Linked DNA regions of Homo sapiens: region 1 is linked to region 2. A link is a loop called in an ENCODE intact Hi-C map of the cell type or tissue named here. Cell type or tissue: breast epithelium. All regions are shown on one strand. Links, peaks and the distances in the headings refer to the core of each region. The heading gives the core; the rest is flanking DNA.

What was found. Hi-C counts contacts between places; a loop is a spot of excess contacts. Peaks named below come from ENCODE experiments on the same cell type or tissue, not always from the same donor. Only the 100,000 strongest peaks of a DNase experiment are listed, where the experiment ranks them.
Region 1: a loop joins it to region 2, with 3 times the contacts of the local background. A loop is called at or near these places in 24 of 110 quality-filtered maps.

Annotation. Positions count from the first base shown.
Region 1 is chr16:30,627,609-30,630,409 of GRCh38, reverse strand. No RefSeq gene overlaps it. Among named protein-coding and RNA genes, the nearest start is that of ZNF689, 19 kb to the right of the region's middle. In breast epithelium, for the core only: a CTCF peak has its summit at 1,461 (motif pointing right); a DNase peak (open chromatin) is centred at 1,469; H3K4me3 peaks cover 491 bases; H3K27ac peaks cover 463 bases.
Region 2 is chr16:30,543,568-30,546,368 of GRCh38, reverse strand. All of the region lies in intron 1 of LOC124903677 (a long non-coding RNA gene), which reads left to right. Among named protein-coding and RNA genes, the nearest start is that of ZNF747-DT, 9.9 kb to the right of the region's middle. In breast epithelium, for the core only: no CTCF peak of the experiment used is centred there; no DNase peak of the experiment used is centred there.

The DNA.
Region 1 (2,801 bases), core at 67-2,566, 84 kb before region 2:
AGGGATTGGGAGGCTGAGGCAGGAGGATCACTTGAGCCCTGAAGTTCGAGACCAGCCTGGGCAACATGATGAAACCAGGTCCCTACAAAAAATGCAAAAATTAGCCGGGCATGGTGGTGCATGCCTGTAGTCCTAGCTCCTTGGTAGGCTGAGGTGGGAGGATCACTTGACCCTAGGAAGTCGAGGCTGCAGTGAACTGTGATTGCACCACTACACTGCAGCCTAGCGATGGAGTGAGACCCTGTGTCTGTCTCTGTCTCTCTCTCTCACACACACACATGCACGCACACACACACACACAGTAGCACGAGTTGGGATCTCAGTTTTTTTATCCAGATTGAGGGTAATATCTTCTAGAAGTCTAAATGAATCAGCCTGAGAGAGTGATGGAAATGGGAGATACCCTAATAGCCAAGGAATGGAACACTGAAGCTGACTGTACTTCTATTGATGGCTGTTGTGATATCTGTTCTTCTTGGTTTAAAAGAATTTAGACAAGAGACACAACAAAAAAAGTGTAGCATATAGTAATTTATTGCAAAAGAAAAAATATTTTGTAAGTTAGATGCCACAGCCTGGGCAACCCGTTTCTACTAAGAATAGAAAAATTAGCTGTGTGTGGTGGCACACACCTGTAGTCCCAGATACTCGGGAGGCTGAGGTGGGAGGATTGCTTGAGCCCGGGATGCGGAGGTTGTAGTGAGGTGAGATCGCATCTCTGCACTCCAGCCTGGGTGACAGAGCGAGACTCTGTCTCAAAGAAAAAAAAAAGTTAGGTGCAGAATAGACAGGACATCCTGAGAGCGTGAGGATTCTGGGCGGGCTGCTGGTAAGGATGAGACAGCAAAGACTGACACTAGGAAGAGTCCCTTTATGGGAGTCTTACACGATTATTCATAAGGGGATGGGAAGAGGTGTCACTAGTAAGCTTGTTCTGGGTGGTCCTCTGGGTGCACATGCACAGTAGCTGTACATGCTTGTTCATTCCTCGTCATTCAGCATCTTAAATCTCCACCCAGGGGTGTGTTTTTACTATTATAATGAGGAAAGGATCAGTTTGAGGACGGGTAAAATGAAAATGTGCATGCTCTCTAGACGGGACAGTCCCTACTGAAGATAGCTTTGCTTGAATGAGCTCAATTACAATGCGAATGCTGAGGCTTATTATGTTGGTCACCACGGCCGCTGCATCCCAAGAACATGATCATCAACCTTCAAGGCTTCTCCAAGAATGTATACTGTAGTGTGTCTCACTGCTTAGAGATAGCAGAACATACTAGGAAGCAGCCTTCTTGTTGGCCAAGCTCTATCTCCCTCAGATAACCCTTTGGAAATAACTGCCTACCATAGACCCCATACTTGACACAGGTAATGCATTTAAATCTCACATGACATTTCTGTGAAATAGGTAGCATGATCCCAGCTTCACAGATGAACCCCTCACTTGCTTACTTCCAACAGCTGCCGCCAGGTGGAGCCAGGGTTCAAAGGAGGTTCTGATTCCAAGGCCTGACCTCTTCCCTCTGAACTACGAATGAACCTATTCCATTTCCTGTGCCTCATAGCCTGTAAAGGGGGTGAATTATGGAATGAGGGTCCGCTGTACGCCTCTAGGAGTAAAAAGACAATCTGTTCCTTTGGGTGGAGGAGAAGCACCGAGGAAAGAGTAAAGCAAAGACAATCGTTTTCTTTTTTCTTTTTTTTATTGAGACGGAGTTTCCCTCTGTCGCCCAGGCTGGAGTGCGGTGGCCCGATTTCGGCTCACTGCAACCTCCACCTCCCAGGTTCAAGCGATTCTCCTGCCTCAGTCTCCCGAGTAGCTGGGACTACAGGTGCGCACCACCACGCCCAGCTAATTTTTTTTTTTTTTTTTTTTTTGAGACAGAGTCTCGCTCTGTCTCTCAGGCTGGAGTGCAGTAGCGCGATCTCGGCTCACTGCAAGCTCCGCCTCCCGGGTTCACGCCATTCTCTTGCCTCAGCCTCCCAAGTAGCTGGGACTATAGGCGCCCGCCACCACGATCGGCTAATTTTTTGTATTTTTAGTAGAGACGGGGTTTCACCATGTTAGCCAGGATGGTCTCGATCTCCTGACCTCGTGCTCCGCCCATCTTGGCCTCCCAAATGATGGGATTACAGGCATGAGCCACCGTGCCTGGCTGAGACTCTACTTTCAATTCTTTTGCCTAGTACCTGGAATTGCCAGATCATATCGTAATTCTGTGTTTCTGCTTTTACTTTTTTGAGAAACTACTATATTGTTTTCCACAATAGCTGCACCATTTTTGCATTCCCATCAACAGTGCACAAGAGTTTCAATTTCTCCACATTATCATCAGCACTTATTTCTGAGTGTTAATAGTTCTTTTTTTTTTTTTTTAAGACGGAGTCTTGCTCTGTCACCGAGGCTGGAGTGCAGTGGTGTGATCTCGGCTCACTGCAACCTCCACCTCCCGGGTTCGAGCAATTCTCCTAACTCAGCCTCCTGAGTAGCTGGGATTACAGGTGCCGGCCACCACGCCCGGCTAATTTTTGTATTTTTAGTAGAGACGGGGTTTCACCATGTTGGCCAGGCCAGTCTCAAACTCCTGACCTTGTGATCCGCCCGCCTCGGCCTCCCAAAGTGTTGGGATTACAGGCATGAGCCACGGTACCTGGCTTGATGTTTCTAATAGTTGCCATTATAATGAAGGTGAGGAAAGTATATATTTTTGAATATTGACCACAGCCTCACCCTAATCATCCCTGCTGAAAACAATTGCTTTATTAATTTGTTTGTTTGTTTTATTTGAGAGACAGGGTCT
Region 2 (2,801 bases), core at 33-2,532:
ACCCCGCTTCTGACTCTGGTTCCTCTCCGTCTCCACCCCTCACCCGCTCTTGGGCCCAACATGTTCAGCAACCAGCTCCCTTACTTCCCCTTCAGGAAGCAGCAGGAGCTGAAAGTATTGTTAGAGTTTATGTTCCCTTCTCCCTCACTGATCTCTCTGTAATTAACAAAAGACTTGGTTCATTTCCAGAAGACCCTACCTCTTATATTAGGAAGTTTCAGTACCTTACCCAGTCTTATGAACTAACCTAGCATAACCCCTACATCATCCTCTCTTCTACCCTCACCCCAGAAGACCGAGACCATAACTGGACCCTAGATCAGGCACATGCTGATACCATTCATCACCAGGCTCCTGCCCAGCCTACTGGTGCAAAGGCAGTCCCCAACCAGGACCACCCTAGGATTATCAAGACGGGGCCTCTGGACGCCACCATTGAGACCACATGATTGTATGTCTCTTTACAGGACTCCAAAAGTTTGCCTATAAAGCGGTAAACTATAAAAAACTTTCAGAAATCACCCAAGGTTCCTAACGAAAACCCAGCCCTTTTTCTCTCTGATTTAACTGAAGCCATGAGAAAATATACCAACCCAGACCCAGCCAGCCCAAAAAGAAACACTATTTTAAACCTTCAGTTTGTCTCCCAATATTTTAAACCTTCAGTTCATCTCCCAATCCACTCCCAATATTTGATGCAAGTTTCAGAAGCTTGACAATGGCCCTCAAACCCCACAATGAGACCTTCTTAATTTAGCCTTCAAAATCTTTAACAATCATAATGAGGAAAATAAAAGGCAAAAACAGGCAAAGTTTCAAATGCTTGCCTTTGCCATTAGAGGCCCTGCAGGCCCACGGGACCGCAGCTCCACATGGAAGCCTCCTAACAATTCACTTCCACCTGGCACCTGTTCCAAGTGTGGCAATAAAGGCCACTGGTCCAGACAATGCCCAAACCCAGGAAAGCCCACCAGGCCATGCCCCCTCTGTGGAGGACCCCACTGGAAGTCAGACTGTGAGTGGCCCCAGCAAGGACTGCCCCCATCCCCTCCTGAGCCAGCCAAAACCTCCTACTCGGATTTCATCGGCCTTGCCACTGAAGACTTGACGGTGCCCTGGAATGAACGCCCCCAGCAACTACCATCTCTTCATTCAAGCCAAAATAACCCTAATGGTGGCAAATGGGCCAGTATATATATTTTTTAAATTAATACCGGGACAAACTACTCTGCTTTACCTAATTTTTCAGGACCCACCCAGTCCTCCCAGGTCTCTGTTGTAGGAATTGATGGACAAGTCACCAAACCCCGAGCCACCCCTCCACTCTTCTGCTCCCTGCACAGTTTTTCCTTCACTCACTCTTCCTTAGTCCTGCCCTCATGTCCAACTCCGCTCCTGGGCAGAGATACCCTTTTCAAAACTCCACACTATTCTCCACCTCCATGGTAACCTACTTAGAAATTCAACTTCCCCTGGGGCCTGGACTGTGACCCCAGCCTGAGCAGCATTAATAATCTACCCCCCGCGCTCTTCCAAACGAGAAATCCTTTCCTTCCCAGGGTTAGCAGGCTTCTTTAGAATATGGATTCTCAACTTTACCCTCCTAGCTTGCCCCCTCTATAAAGCGGCCAAACACCCTCTCGATGAACCCCTAAAACCCTCACATAACATACTCCCCAGCTTCTACAAACTCAAAACCGCTCGTCACTGCACCAACTCTGTCCTTACCTATTATCTCCCAACCTTTCACTCTCCATACTTCCAAAAACTGAGGAATAACCCTCGATGTCTTAGGACAACAGGAAAAAAATCCTCCTTCTTTTGCCCCTGTAACTTACCTCTCTAAACAACTAGATGACACAGTCAAAGGGTGGCCAACCTGCCTTAAAGCACTAGCAGTGGTGGCCATTTTAGCTCTAAAAAGCAGGAAACTAACTTTCAGCCAGAATACCACCGTCTGCAGTCCTCATAATCTACAAGATCTCCTCTCCTCCTGAGCATTAGGCTCCCTTTCTCCTTCATGGATTCAATCACTCCATGCCTTTTTTTTTTTTTTTTTTGAGATGGAGTTTCGCTCTTGCCTCAGTGTCTTGCATAGCTGGGATTACAGGCGTGTGCCACCACGCCTGGCTAATTTTTGTATTTTTAGTAGAGAGGGGGTTTCACCATGTTGGCCAGGCTGGTCCCGAACTCTTGACCTCAGGTGATCCACCCGCCTCAGCCTCCCAAAGTGCTAGGATTACAGGCGTCAACCACCGCGCCCGGCTTACTCCATGCCTTCTTTATCGAAAATCCCAAATTCAGTCTTTTCAAAAGTGCTCCCCTCAACCCAGCATCCTTACTCCCTGTATCTTCTTCCCCTTCTACTCATTCTTATACTAACATCCTAGATCACCTGCAGCCACACTTTCTAAACATTTCCTCCCAGCCTCTCACCAACCCCAATGACCAGCTATTTATAGATAGCTCCTCTTCCGTACCCACTGGCTCCCCCAAAATTGCTGGGTATGCAGTTGTTTTCCTTGGCCGAGTAATTGAAGCTAAACCCCTACCTCCAGGAACCTCCTCTATCCCTCCTCTCCACAATATACAATGCAATCCCTGCCTCAGCCTGTAACTGGACTTCCACCCAAGTAACCTACCATCCCGAAATCCTCATTAACAGCCCCCTCGAACTCGACATGCAGGCATTAACAGAAATCTCCCCTCAGTTAGCTAATGAGTTGGGTCCAGCTGTTACAACCTTACATCCCTATTTACGCAACCTATCCCCCTACCACAGCTGTGATAAACCCGTATTA